Linked DNA regions of Mus musculus: region 2 is linked to region 1. The links are chromatin loops, found by intact Hi-C in ENCODE. Cell type or tissue: heart. All regions are shown on one strand. Links, peaks and the distances in the headings refer to the core of each region. The heading gives the core; the rest is flanking DNA.

Region 1 (8,455 bases), core at 1,560-6,559:
TCTTCTCTGGACAAATTCTTCCACCAAAAGCCCAATAGATGCCTTGTTTACAGCTAATGCTTGGCGTTTGGTGGTGTGTTCTAATCCTGACACCCTGCCCTGTTGAAGAGAGATTACCATACCCATTTACATACTAGAATCTCAGGGCTGAATCTCAGAGCCCTGGTATTCTCACCAGAGATGGAGCTTGGTCCTTATTCTGTTGGCCAATTCTCACATGAAGAGCTTGAAGCCCAGATGCACCAAATAACATGCCCCGACAAGCTCAGGGATTTAACAGTATCAGGAGCTAGTGTCCAGTGTCCTGCCCTGTCTGGATGAGGCTCTGGCCTGTTGCTGGCCCTGCTCTGTTGGTCTGCCCCCCCCCCCCCCCCCCCGCCACTCATCTTAATCCCTGATCCCAGTCTTCCTGATGTCAGAGACAGGAGGATAGCTAAAAGGAGGCCTTTACCGCTGGGCAAGTGAGAACCAAGCTGAATTACAGAGCTGGAGTTACAGACTTCTGGTGGCCTCTGGACTGTCATATAAGCCCAATCAGGACATTCCTTCCTCCTGTTCAAACCCCGGTTCCTCAGCCTTCCGGATTTGGATAATATTTAACCAGAATTTCCTCCATACCTTGGTAGAAATCCAATAATGTGCTCAAGAGATTTTCAGTTCCCAGTGATTTACAAAATCCCGATCACTTCTCCATCCTGCTTTCTGATCTCAGCACATCTCTACTTGTCTTTACTCCCCACTCAGTCTTCCCACCCCACTCCCAAGCGCCAAGCCAGGATATTTGGTGCCACCTGACTGACCACAGTGTGTGTGGGGTCCATTTTGCTAAGTACTTAAGGAGACAGAAGATGTTTACATCACTTCAAGGCAAGGGCAGCAAGCAGAGCAAGAGATCTCCTGTCTCATACAGGGCAGTGAGCTACCTCTCTCGTCAGGGTCTCCCCTCTCCCCAGTCATTGCACCCATCAAGTAAATATTGGATTACAGATTTCAGCTCATCCATTCAGAGCACCTTTCACCTTCAAAATTTTGATACCCATTACATTCTTATGAAATGAACGAGCACAGAAGTATTGAGTTTGCAATCTGATATCAGAGTCAACTATTAGGAATCTGAAGACAGAATCATAGCTGGAATCGTTGTGTAAAAAGAAGAGAGTCTCATGAAGCTACGAGAGCAACCTCAAGGTTGTATAAGGCTGTCCTTAGAATTAAGCTACGGGCCCTGACAACAGGGTGAAGAAGGGTTTCCCTAGGTGAACAGACTGTGGGTGTGGTTAGGTGGAGCATCTATTCTGAGCAGAGGAGGACTGTGTGTGCAAAGCCTTGCGGGAAAATGAAATAATGAGTGGCTGGAGACAGACGCCAAGGTGGGAATGGTGGTAGTTAAGGACAGAGATCAGTAAGGGCCAACGTTAGATTGGGGGCCCAAATTCGCCATGTAAATCAGCGCAGAGCTTTTCTTCTTCAGTTCACATACAACTGTGGATTATCCCAAACTCTGAAGATATGTCTGCTTAATAATGATCTGAGGGGGTGGAGGGGTGGGTGATGGCTCAGTGGGGAAAGTGCTTGCCACGTGTGATGGGTATCTTTAATTGCCAACTCAACACAAGCTAGAATCCCTGGGAAGAGGTTCTCAGGGAGTGGTGGGCCACATTGAGATGGCCCATGGGCATGTCTGTGGGGTTCTCTTGATTGTCATAATCGATGAGGAAAGAGCTGCTCCAAATGTGGGTGGTAGTTTCATCTAACTGTCTCTGCCGAAGTTGGTTCCTTCGCTGATATGAGAACAGGCTTCTTCAGGCTTCCAAAGGTGAACGGAGGACCAGCAGCTCTCCAGGAATCTTCTAGGCTGCCGGTGCCAGACTGGAACTGTTGAAGCAGCCAGTCCTGTAGTCCGAGCAACTACTGAGCTGTCTGCCTTTCCAGTGCGAGACAGCTATATTGTTGGACTACCTAACTATATTATGTGAGCCAATCTAATAAATTCTCTCCCAATATTTACCCTGTAGGTTCTGTTCCTCTAGAGAACTCCAACTAATGTACCATGCAAGTGGAAGGACTTGAAGTGAAATCCTTAGAGCCCACAGAAAGCTACACAGACAGCGTCTGTAATCCAATGTTTCTATAAGACAGGAGGTGGGAGGCAGGAGAGTTCCTGTAAGCATGCAGGATGGCAAGTCTGGCATAGAGAGGTAGAAGGTGAGGACCTACATCTGAGATTAACCTCTGACCTCCACGTGTGCTGCGGCACCCATACCCACTCCCACACACACCCCACACGAGACATTTTTTTTTAAATAGTGAACTAACTACTCAGGCTCCCTCGAGAATGTGGGCTACCAGGGAAGCCTCTTGCTTCCCCCACGCCTGTCCTGCACTGAATTAGAGTGTCTCCACTTCCGCCAATACCACGTGGTCCAAGCTGGATTCATCCTTTGTGAAGAAGACTTTGAAAGTCTCCCCATTTGGTACCCCTACTTCCCCGCTTTGTCCCATTCCGGTCTGTTTGTTCCCGTGACTATATGACCACTTCTGATAGAACTTGGACCAGAAGTCATGCCTGTGATCTTTCCTAGGGAGAGGTGAACGACGAAACCTCCATTCATCCAGATCGGGCACCAATAACCGGCCAAAGAATCCATCCTACTGAAGTGACTCGAGTCTGGCAAACAAAGAACTGATGGGGCTAACTTACAGGAATGTGGGTGAAGGGCTCATAGGTGAGCCCCAAACAGTCACATCACTGAAAAGCCCTTCTCCACCATGGGTGATGCTCTTAATAAATAAATTAAAAAGGGGGGGCTTTATTGGACTGCCCATCCCAATTAACCACCACCCTTTAGCAACTCTAAACAGCACCTCCCAAGGCCAAATGCAGCTAAGGCAGGATTACATGCCTCTTGGAGGGGTCAGGAGCAGGTGGGTCTCAATCTCAGCTGAGGCTCCAGTGAACTTCCCTACCCACTTCTATTTGAAAAGTCTTTGGGTCGCATGTGTGTGATCACAGCTTCTGTGGTTTCAAGCCAGCAACACCATGCCATACTCAGAAGACAGAAGGCCATAATAGAACTGCTACGTTGCCTTATTTCTATAAAACCGAAACCCTAAATCCTCTCCTCCCTGGGCCCACACGAAGCATCCATCCCTCTGAATCATGTCACGGTTGCCTCGTTTGGTTGCAGGTCTGTTATCCCTTCCGTGTGGCAAGCTCTTCTTTGCTCTGGGCCTCTACATGCCAGTCTCTCTCCTAGAATCGCCCTCTTCCTGGTTTCAGCTTAAATCCCTTTTCCTCTGGAGAGTTCACCACGATCTCTTCTGTCTCCCGGCACTTCAGATCTCTCCTCTGTAGTGCTCATGAGCCCTAAATAAATAATCAGTAAAGGAATTCTTTGCTGAGCCCTGTCTCTGAGAGCAGACTTTTGGAGAGTTCACTCACATCACGAATAGCCACCGCGCTTCCTCACCGGGAACTCCATCTCCCAGCTTCTATTGCGGTTGGACAGGCCATGTGACTAGTCTTGGCCAATGGATGGTGAGGAATGATATGAGTCACTTCCAGGCAAGAGCAGTAGAAAACCCATGCTCTGGCCATTCAGACAATCTTAAGTTCCAGTAGGTACTGTTCAAAGATGTCTGTGACTAGCCAGTCTAAGGTCCTCGATGACTAGAGCAGGGGACCCATGTGGGCAGGTGGTACAAGCCGGCAGCATTCTCCTTCTGTGTTCTATACCTGAGGTTTGGAGCTCTTAATTCCCATAGTACAGTTTGGGTAGTACTGTGCTCCGTCTGACTGGGGACCAGGGTTTGTCCTCTGCTGCCTCTCCAGAACCTCGGGCCCTGAATGAGGCCCCTGAGTTGGCACTTGGGGAATGTGTGCTGAATTATTAAAAATATAAGTCATGGTTCCTTCCTCAATTAAATTACCCTAGCCTGGCATGAGGGTATGTGCGTTTAATCCCAGGACTCAGGAGACAGAGGCAGGCAGGTTTCTGCAAGTTTGAGAGCAGTCTGATCTACATAGAGAGTTCCAGGTTAGCCAGGTTACACAGTGCGATCCTGATAATTTTTTTTTCTTAAACACATATTTATGGAACAAATACATCTACAGAGCAGGTAGGATTTAGTCAGGAGCTGCACTGTCCACATTAGAGACACGGGAGGGGGAGAGGATCAGCCTCAGCCACAGAGAGCTTCCTAAGGGAGGGTAAAAGTTGCGGAATCGGAGAGGATGTGCATCGTCTGTAAGTTGCAGGCAGTTGTGAGCCTCCCATGGTGGGTCCTCTTAACCATTGAGCTCTCTGTCCAGCGCCTTCACCTCTCCTCATAGCTTTTAAATGGCTAGGCTAAAATCTGAAGGGTGAGTTGAAGCTGGCCATGGAAGTTGAGCCTGGGTGAAGGGAACCACATACGAAAAGGGATATGGCGAGGGTGGGATGGCCACTCATGCTGGCTGAAACCGCTTTGTGGGTGGTCAGAGAGGAGTCCCGCAAGGTAGGGAGGAGCCGGGCGCACACAAATCCCCTCAAAAGGCCCCAGCTCCGCACTCAGTGCCTTCAGTGTCCTTAGACTTTGGCCCTAAAGCCTTTTCTAGGGCTCTTCTGAGTGCCAGTGATGACCTCACAGTTACATTTGGGGACCATAGGATATTCAGGGCAGTGATAAGCTGAACCTTTCAATAATGCCATAATTAGCACACTCAGGGTGTTTTCTTTTTAGGCTTACTGTGTGTGTGTGTGTGTGTGTGTGTGTGTGTGTGTGTGTATGTATTATGTGTGTGTATATTGTGTGTGTGTGAATATGGATGTATGTGTATGTATGTATTCAGGGTCTCACTGTGTAGCTCTGGTTGGCCTGTAGATCAGGTTAGCTCCAAATTCACAGAGATCCTCCTATTTCTTTCCCTGAGATATGCAACACAACACCCAGTTAGAATTTATTTTTAAGGGCTATTTTAATATTTACCAAAACTTGGAGTATATAGTAGAGGGTTCCCCTTATATACTCCCACCATTCTTCCCTCATTATCAATATATTATGACTAAGTGATACAGTTTTCCACAATTATTGGCAGATAGTTTTACTGACATAACTAATTTGACTCTATAGTTTGATTAGAGATTCTTGGTTTTGCTTTAACACCTATTTTTCTGCTCCAATACCTCACCTAGGGCAATCACATTACACTTAGTCATCCTGTCTCCTCAGGCTCTGCCAGCCTGTGACTTTCAGACTTCCCTGTTTTGGGTTTTGTTTTGTTTTGTTTTTTAATGATCTTGACAGTTCTGAGAAATTAGGTATTTTGTTTCAGCACTAGTGGAGTGTGCCTGATATCTTTTTCCTTGTGAGAAAGAGTACCACCGAGGAAATGTGCCATTAAAATAAAATCATGTGGGACTGGAGCGATGGTTCAGCGGTTAAGAGCACTGACTGTTCTTTCAAAGGATCAACTCCCAGAACCTCCATAGCAGCTCAGAACTGTCTGTAACTCCAGTTCCAGGGGATCTGATGCACTCACACAAATACTAAACCAGACAAAGCACCAATGCACAGCAAATAAAAAACAATAAAAATAAAGAAAAATACCGTGAGAGAGAGAGAGAGAAAGAGACAGAGAGAGAGAGAGAGAGAGAGAGAGAGAGAGAGACTATGCACATTTGCAGGGTTTTACTGCTGTGAACAGACACCATGACCAAAGCAAGTCTTATAAAGGACATTTAATTGGGGCTGGCGTATAGATTTAGAAGCTCAGTCCATGATCATCAAGGTGGAAGCATGGCAGCATCCAGGCAGACATGGTGCAGGCAGAGCTGAGGGCTCTACATCTTCACCTGAAGGCTGCTAGTGGAAGACTGACTTCCAGGCAGCTAGGATGAGGGTCTTAAGCCCACACCCACAGTGACACACCTACTCTAACAAGGCCACACTTCCTAATAGTGCCACTCCCTGACCCAAGCATGTACAAACCATCACATTCCACTCCCTGGCCCCATAGGCTTGTTCAAACACATGAGTCTATGGGGGCCATACCTAAACATTGCATAATGCAAAATACATTTAGTCCACTTTCCAAAGTCCCCATAGTCTATAGCAGTTTCAACAATGTTAAAAGTCCAAAGTTCAAAGTCTCTTCTGAGATCCATCCAATCACTTAACTGTAATCCCCAAAGCAAGACAGGAAACCAGCTGGGCAAACTCCAAATTCTGCACGCCCATGGCTGAGGTCAAAATGGTCTTCAGCTCTCCAACTCCTTTTTCATCTTTGTTGACTGCAACAAACTTCTTTTCCTGGGCTGGCTACACTCTCTGTTAGCAGCATTCCTCATCAGATATCCTATGACTCTGGCATCTCAGATAGCTTGGGTTCTCCAAGGCAACTTCAGCTTCACAGCTTCTTGTTTCAATGTCTGGGATCCACACATGATCTTCTGGGCTCCACCAAAGAGCTAGGGTCATTTTTCCAGCTCTGCACTCTGTAGCACTCTAAGCTCAGGTTGATCCATTCCACTGCCTTTGCTGTTCTTGGTGATCATACCACGGTACTGGCATCTCCAATACACTGGGGTCTTCTGCTGCAGCTAGGCTTCATCAATACCCTCTCATAGGCTTTCTTCATGGTGCCAAGTCTCAAATCCTTTACATGAGCCCTTCAGTCCTGGGCCATCAATTGCAACTGAGGTTGCACCTTCACCAGAGTTTCTCTGGCTTCTGCCCTGCCCAGGCATCTTTTGAGTCCTAACATGTGCGTTCATGCTCCACCCCCACCCCCACCCCCAGCATGTTGGGCGAGACTGGCCAGTGGTGACCCCTCACTGGACTGGAGGGGCCTCGGGATCCCACCTCGCTGGGGGGCCTTCACCTTCATTGCACCATGGAGGCTTTTGGATGAGACCCTGACTGGCAAGAAGGGAGTGTCTGATCTCCTGGAGGTGGAGTTACAGGCAATGATGGGCTCTTTAACATGGATGCTGGAATCTAAACTGTAGAACCATGAATGCTGACCAAGCCCTCCAGCTCTCCAGCCCCTAAAGGTTTTTTTTTTTTTTTTTGTTAAGAATGTTTATTGTTTTTAATTATGCTAGGGGAGGGGGTCTGTGCATATATGAGAGAAGGTTCTGCAGGAGTCCAGAAGAGGGCATCGGATCCCCCGGAGCTAAAGTTACAGGCTGTTGTGAGCCACAGGACTTGGGTGGTAGAAACCAAACTCAGGTCCTCAGGCCCAGTGCATTCTAACTGCAGAGTCATGCCTCCAGCCCCGGAAGGTTTGCTTTTCATCTCGTCAAATGTGCACACCGTCAGCATGATTCATGGCTGCTGATGTGCCCTTCATTTGTTTTCTTCTTCCTTTTCTGACTGTGCATTTGGAAGGAAGTCACTCTAAAACCCATGCCCCACATCCCACACCTCGATTCTTGATTCTTCTACACGGGTGATTTCTCGCTTCATTCCCATTGCTGGCCAGTGTTTTTCCTCACAGAACCTTCTCAACTCTGGGCTAGTCTTTTTGTTTTCAGAACAAAGGTGTTCCTCTCTTCTCCAGGCTCATCCCAGAGCCATGTTCTGAAAACAGCCCCTATCTCTCTAGGAGAGTAGCCTTCTCTGTGTTGTCAATACCATATCATTCCAGTTAATTTTTGCCGCTTGCTTATTGTGCCTCTGCCCTATGCCCGGAATTGTGTGCTTGATGCTTTGAGAAGGAACCAACGACCTCCGTGGGTCCCACCCTCCAGCTTCCCCAATGTGTGACATCCTGTGCTAAACTGGAATCCTCACGAGGACAGCGACTTTGTCCACACTTTTTAGAACTGTGTTCCCAGCCAACTAGCGCACGTGCCTATGAACTTATACTTCCCAGAAAGCAGGATGGTTTTTTGTGTCCTTCCTTCTCTGGGATGCTTAGGACGGCAGAGGCAGCCCTGATCCTCTAGGCCTGCAGGTGGACAGCAGAGTGTGCCACAGAAATCTAAGCGGGTTCGGAATCGGGAATGCCTGCCTCCTCAGGTAGAAGTGAAGTTTAGAAGTTGACACAGCCCGCGAGGCCGAATCAAGAGGACTTGGTGACTGATTGGCTGGGGAGGGTGAGGCGGGAGGAGGAGTCGCGCAGATGGCTCTGAGGTCTGGAGCTGGGGGGACAGGCGGTGCCACCTCTGATAGACTTTCTAGAAGTGCTGTCAGCTCCTGGTCGCCCCACCGCTGAGACTCAGGCCTAGGGTTGGGAAGCGGTGTCCTGGCTTGTGCAAACTTCTGCACCCCACCCCGCCCCCACGTCCTTTCTTCAGAAATAAATAACCAAAATCTTAGCAGGGATCTTGAGCCTGGCCGTTTGTCACCGGGTGTGTGTGTGGGGGGGGGGGGGAGCACCGTGGGGGTCTGCACCAGCTTGCGATTTCCCAAGGAGGGACACCCCCACCCCTCCCGAGAGCAGCGTGACCAGCCAGTCCCGGGTCCCCAG
Region 2 (5,000 bases), core at 1-5,000, 370 kb before region 1:
CAATACCTCTGCTTGGGATGGGCCCCTGCTTTCTTCTCCTTCAAACAATAACATCGAACAAACTGCCTCTGATAAAAATATACCTGAAAGTAAGAAACCTACCCCTGTGTTCTCTCAGATCTCCAACCATTCAGAGGTCCCCAACAGGAAAAACAGTGGCTCACATAAATCAGGTTGTGAAGTGAGAATTCCAGTTGTGTCCAGTTCATCAAACAGAGTAAGTACATTTTTTCAAGACATAGTAGAAAGGAAGTTATTTTCATTCAGAAAGAATTCCTATGTACTTAACTTCCATATATAAAATGCATAAAACTGGTTGGAGAGATGGCTCAGTGGTTAAGAGCACTGACTGCTCTTCCAGAGGTCCTGAATTCAATTCCCAGCAACCCCATGGCGGCTTACAACCATCTGTAATGGGATCCAGTGTGTCTAAACACAGCTACAGTGTACTCATATACATAAAATAAATAAATAAATCTCTTTTAAAAAGTAAACATATAAAAACCCCCTGTGGCCATCATATATTCCACAATGATAATTTTGTTTGCGGTTAGCAGAATTTGTGTTCAAATGAATTAGGGTTTGAATCCTGATTGACACCATTACTTTCGTTTTTCAACCTTTGATGCTTCTTCAAACTTCTTTTTCTTTTATCTTTTGATTTGTGGTTTGTTTTTTTTTTTCTTTCTTTCCTAGATAGAGTTTTTCTGTTTAGTCCCTGCTGTCCTGGAACTCACTCTGTAGACCAGGCTGGCCTCAAACTCAGAGAAACTTACCTCTGCCTCCTGAGTGCTGGTATTAAAGTGTCACCACCACACCCAGCAAACTTCTTTCTTTTTTTGATAATAAGGATTAAGCCTAGTGTATTGTACATGCTAATCATATACTGTACTGCTAAGCTGTACCCATCCACCTGATAATCTTTACTATAAATTGAGTAAATGTTACTGTATGTTACAGCAAGAATTAATGAAATATGTGTATAAAAATAGTGTCTGGTCCATGGCTGGCCTGGAATTCAGTCTGTAAGTCTGACTGGCCTAGATCTTTCAGCAGTCATGCCTCTGCTTCCTAAGTGCGGGGATTACAAACACGACTCACCATATCTAGCTCAGGCTTTTAAATTTTTCTATTAAATTGGTTTCTTTTAAATGCTAGAGATCCAAACCAGGGCCTCACACACATTAGGGGAGTGAGCTGTATCTCTAGACTCTATTTAGCTTCTGACTTTGATTCTCAATCTCCTAAATGAATATTGTATAAAATAATCTCATCTTCAGAAAAATTTTTTCCTTGTTTAAAGATTATAATTGTTATTTTAAATGCTACTATAGTGCGTTATACATAGTATTTAAAGATAATCATTTATTAAAAAGGAATATTTTCCCTAGGCAGTGTGGCGCATCCTTCTAGTCCCAGTATTTGGAAGGTAGAGGCAGGGGGATCTCTTTGCATTTGAGGCCAGCCTGGTCTACAGAGCGAGTTCTAGGATAGACAAGGCTATACACAGAAACCCTGTCTCAACTCCCCCCACCCCCCAAAATTTTATATTCTCATAGAGAGCTTTAATAGTTGAATGATAACAGCTGTAAATTATAAAAATATAACTAGTAATTCTCTGTCCTATTCCTGCCTTCTGCTCTGGAAAACAACAACAACAATCACAACAACAACAACAACAAATCAGCATGCCTTTGACAAGGATTCTGGGGAGGCGAAAGGTGAGAGAAGACTAGGCAAAGTCATTCCTGTTCTACAAACTAGAACCAGGTAATGTCCTGTGGAGCCGTCTGGTCCTTCCCTTCCTTCCCTGTACTATGTTGGGGTAGGGTATGAAATCCTGCAGGAGGACTAAGCAAACTTGAAAGTCTGAGTTGACCTGTTTGTGTTATCTCAAGCAAATCATTCTCTCCCTTGAGTTCTGGTGTCAGGAAAAATGAAGATAACAGTGCCTTCTCTACAGCCTCAAAAGGTTATTTGAAAGACATACAAGTAAAATACTGTATAAACACAAAACTTCCATGTATGAGGAGGCCTGATCACATACTTGATAGGAAGTAAGAATTTTAACAAAGAAAAGTCTAAAATTGTTTAGATAATTATTTAGTTTTCTCTCTTCTTGTACTACTGGGGACAAATACTAGTTAGGGTTGCAGTTTGAGGCCATCTTTTTAGTTTACTTTCTTGTTGCCAGGAGATGGCAGTATCTATACATGGGCATTTTAGTAGCGTGTACTAGAAAAGCTACTTTATATGTTGAATCAGATTGATTTAATTACAATAAAGTTAAAAAAAAGACTTCTATTATACACTTAAGGTATATTTTTACTTAAACATTTTTAAAAAATGACAAGGTTATTAACTAAATTTTAGTTTTGTGGGTTCTGTTTTATTTCTTTTTCTACATAATTGAGGAAAGCTTTGTCAATTTTTTCCTTTTTTTGATAGTTTTATTTTTTATTTATTTTTTTTTTAATTTATTTATTATATGTAAGTACATTGTAGCTGTCTTCAGACACTCCAGAAGAGGGAGTCAGATCTCTTTTTTTTTTTTTTTTAAAGATAGTTTTTTTGTTTGTTTGTTTGTTTGTTTAAGATTTATTTATTTTTATTATATATAAGTACACTGTAGCTGTCTTCAGACACTCCAGAAGAGGGAGTCAGATCTCATTACGGATGGTTGTGAGCCACCATGTGGTTGCTGGGATTTGAACTTCGGACCTTCGGAAGAGCAGTCGGGTGCTCTTACCCACTGAGCCATCTCACCAGCCCCCGAGTCAGATCTCTTTACGGATGGTTGTGAGCCACCATGTGGTTGCTGGGATTTGAACTCTGAACCTTCAGAAGAGCAGTCGGGTGCTCTTACCCACTGAGCCATCTCACCAGCCCTTATTTTTGTTTTACATGTATGGGTATTTTACCTATATTTATATTTGTGTGCCATGTGTCCACAGAAGCCAGAAGAGGGAGTCAGGTCCTCTGGGGCTGGAATTGCAGTTGTGAGCTGCTATGTGGTAATGGTTCTGTAGAAGAGCAACCAGCACTGTTAACTGCTGATCTCTCTCTCCAGCCTCACTTTGAATTCCTTAGAGTGAAATTACACCAAAACCCACAAATCAGGCTGTTTGGAACACTAATAAATGACAATGTTAATATTTTCATCCACTGACTTTCCATACAGAACTATCATTATGAGCAAGGACTAAGAAATTGTTCTTGCCAAGGTCATGCATGACTGTCCTAAATTGCTAGATTTAGCTGGGAGGTCGTCCCCCCCCCCCCCCCCCCCCAGTTTTCAGCTTAATCACCTTTTTCTGTGTGGCTCAACCAAGTTCGCTAAACTTGAATTATTCAACAAATGTTTTCTCTCTTTAGGAGCGACTTCATTTTTACCTTCTGCTATTCTTTGTTAGTAGAGGTTTTATTCTTTTTCTTCCTTTACTTCTAAACTCTATACTTGATTTCAGTTTTGTACTGTAATTGACATTATCTTTTCTCTCACTGATCTTAAAAGAGAATTTGCCTCTGAAAGTAGGATGTTTTGCCTGTTTTGAATATGTGACTTTTCTACAAAGCACTATAGTCATGGTTCTAATGGGTGTTTTTCCTGGTTTGCTTTATTCAAGGATGTTTTCACAATCAGAGCTAGAAAAACAGAAGGACATTTATCTCAGCAAAGTCATTGCTCATATAGAAGATCCAGGGGACTCTAACCAAGGTAACATGGCAACCAAAGAATGGCTTATAAAACATGGGTTTAGGCATTTTCTTTCCATGATAATGAGCTTAAACTGGGATGTTTTGAATTTTCTTAAACTGATGAAGAAGAAAACTTCCTTATCCAAAGATTTATTTCGAAGGGTTCTTTAAGCAGATAATTATGCAAAATGGTTTGGACAACATACATTAGAGAAAGGGTTCGGGCTAGTGACTCTCTCCCCTGTAGTTGAGGGTTGTGAACTGAGCTGGGGATGATGATGTTGTTGTTGTTTTGACTGTTATGTAGTAGAAGTGGATGAAGTGAAGTTCCTTACTAATCACTGTTTCCGGTCTTTTAAAATGTGGCTTTTTTCCTGTTGCCTTTTGCTTTTAAATATAAAAAGCAAGCATTTCAAACTTTACCCTGCATCTTGGCTTCTCACTACAAGCTCTTGAAAGCCTAAACTATGTTCTAGATCCTTCAAACGTATCTTCCTGTACTTCAGAGAAGCTATTGCAAGCCGAAGTGGAGATTATACTGTTTTCTTCAGTTTGAACCAGTGGCTGATGGGAAATTTCTAAAGAGAAAAGAGCAGAATTAATGACATGGAATGTTGGGAGGTTTTATACTGATAAAAGATTTTCTTCCCATAGAGGGCATGCTGTATTCTGTTTAGTTTAGTTTCTGTCCTTATTCAGCAAACTTTGTAGAGTACTTTTAGAAGTGTTAAGTTTGAAAATTAGCAACTGGAGACATAAGCAGTGGTTCTTGGCCTGCAGTGGGAATTCATGGTCTAGAGAAGATCATTATACTAAAATGTCGATTAGTTTTCTAAGGAAACACTTAGATTAATGAGGAAAGAACTCTTCAGTGTGTATGTGAGAAGAGTAGCGATAATTGAGAAAGATGTCCTAGAAGGTCCGTAGAACAGGTCCTGAGTGTAGGTACTTGGGGCTGTTCTAAGGAAGGGTGTGGGGAAGTTGTTCTGCACTGAAGCCTCCTTTCTCTTGAAAAGCCCTGGGTTAGTAGTTTCTAACTTTAAAGGTCTAGAATGCTAATACCAATCTGAAATTAAAAAAAAATAAGTTGCTTTAGTTTTTGCTCGAGATTTTATTAAACAATCAGATATCACTGGTGTTCATTTCTTAGCCCCCTGCTTGTGAGGAGGTCTGTTTGTTTGAACTATTAGGTCTGCTGGAAGTAAACATGTTTTCCCACCCATATCATTGGAGGGTGGACTACTTATTTATTTTTAGTTTTTCGAAACAGGGTTTCTCTGTGTAGACTTGGCTGTCCTGGA

Evidence for each region. Peaks named below come from ENCODE experiments on the same cell type or tissue, not always from the same donor. Only the 100,000 strongest peaks of a DNase experiment are listed, where the experiment ranks them.
Region 2: it touches region 1 in a loop (2.8-fold over the local background); 1 of 42 quality-filtered maps calls a loop at or near these places.

The regions. Positions count from the first base shown.
Region 1 is chr4:128,806,656-128,815,110 of GRCm38, reverse strand. No RefSeq gene overlaps it. Among named protein-coding and RNA genes, the nearest start is that of Zfp362, 4.8 kb to the right of the region's middle. In heart, for the core only: a CTCF peak has its summit at 3,446; a DNase peak (open chromatin) is centred at 3,520; H3K4me3 peaks cover 1,522 bases; H3K27ac peaks cover 1,242 bases.
Region 2 is chr4:129,176,959-129,181,958 of GRCm38, reverse strand. It overlaps S100pbp (S100P binding protein), which reads left to right. Exons shown (of 7, transcript NM_001379590.1): 3 at 1-217; 4 at 1,688-1,770; 5 at 3,627-3,718. Among named protein-coding and RNA genes, the nearest start is that of S100pbp, 10 kb to the left of the region's middle. In heart, for the core only: a CTCF peak has its summit at 2,201 (motif pointing right); no DNase peak of the experiment used is centred there.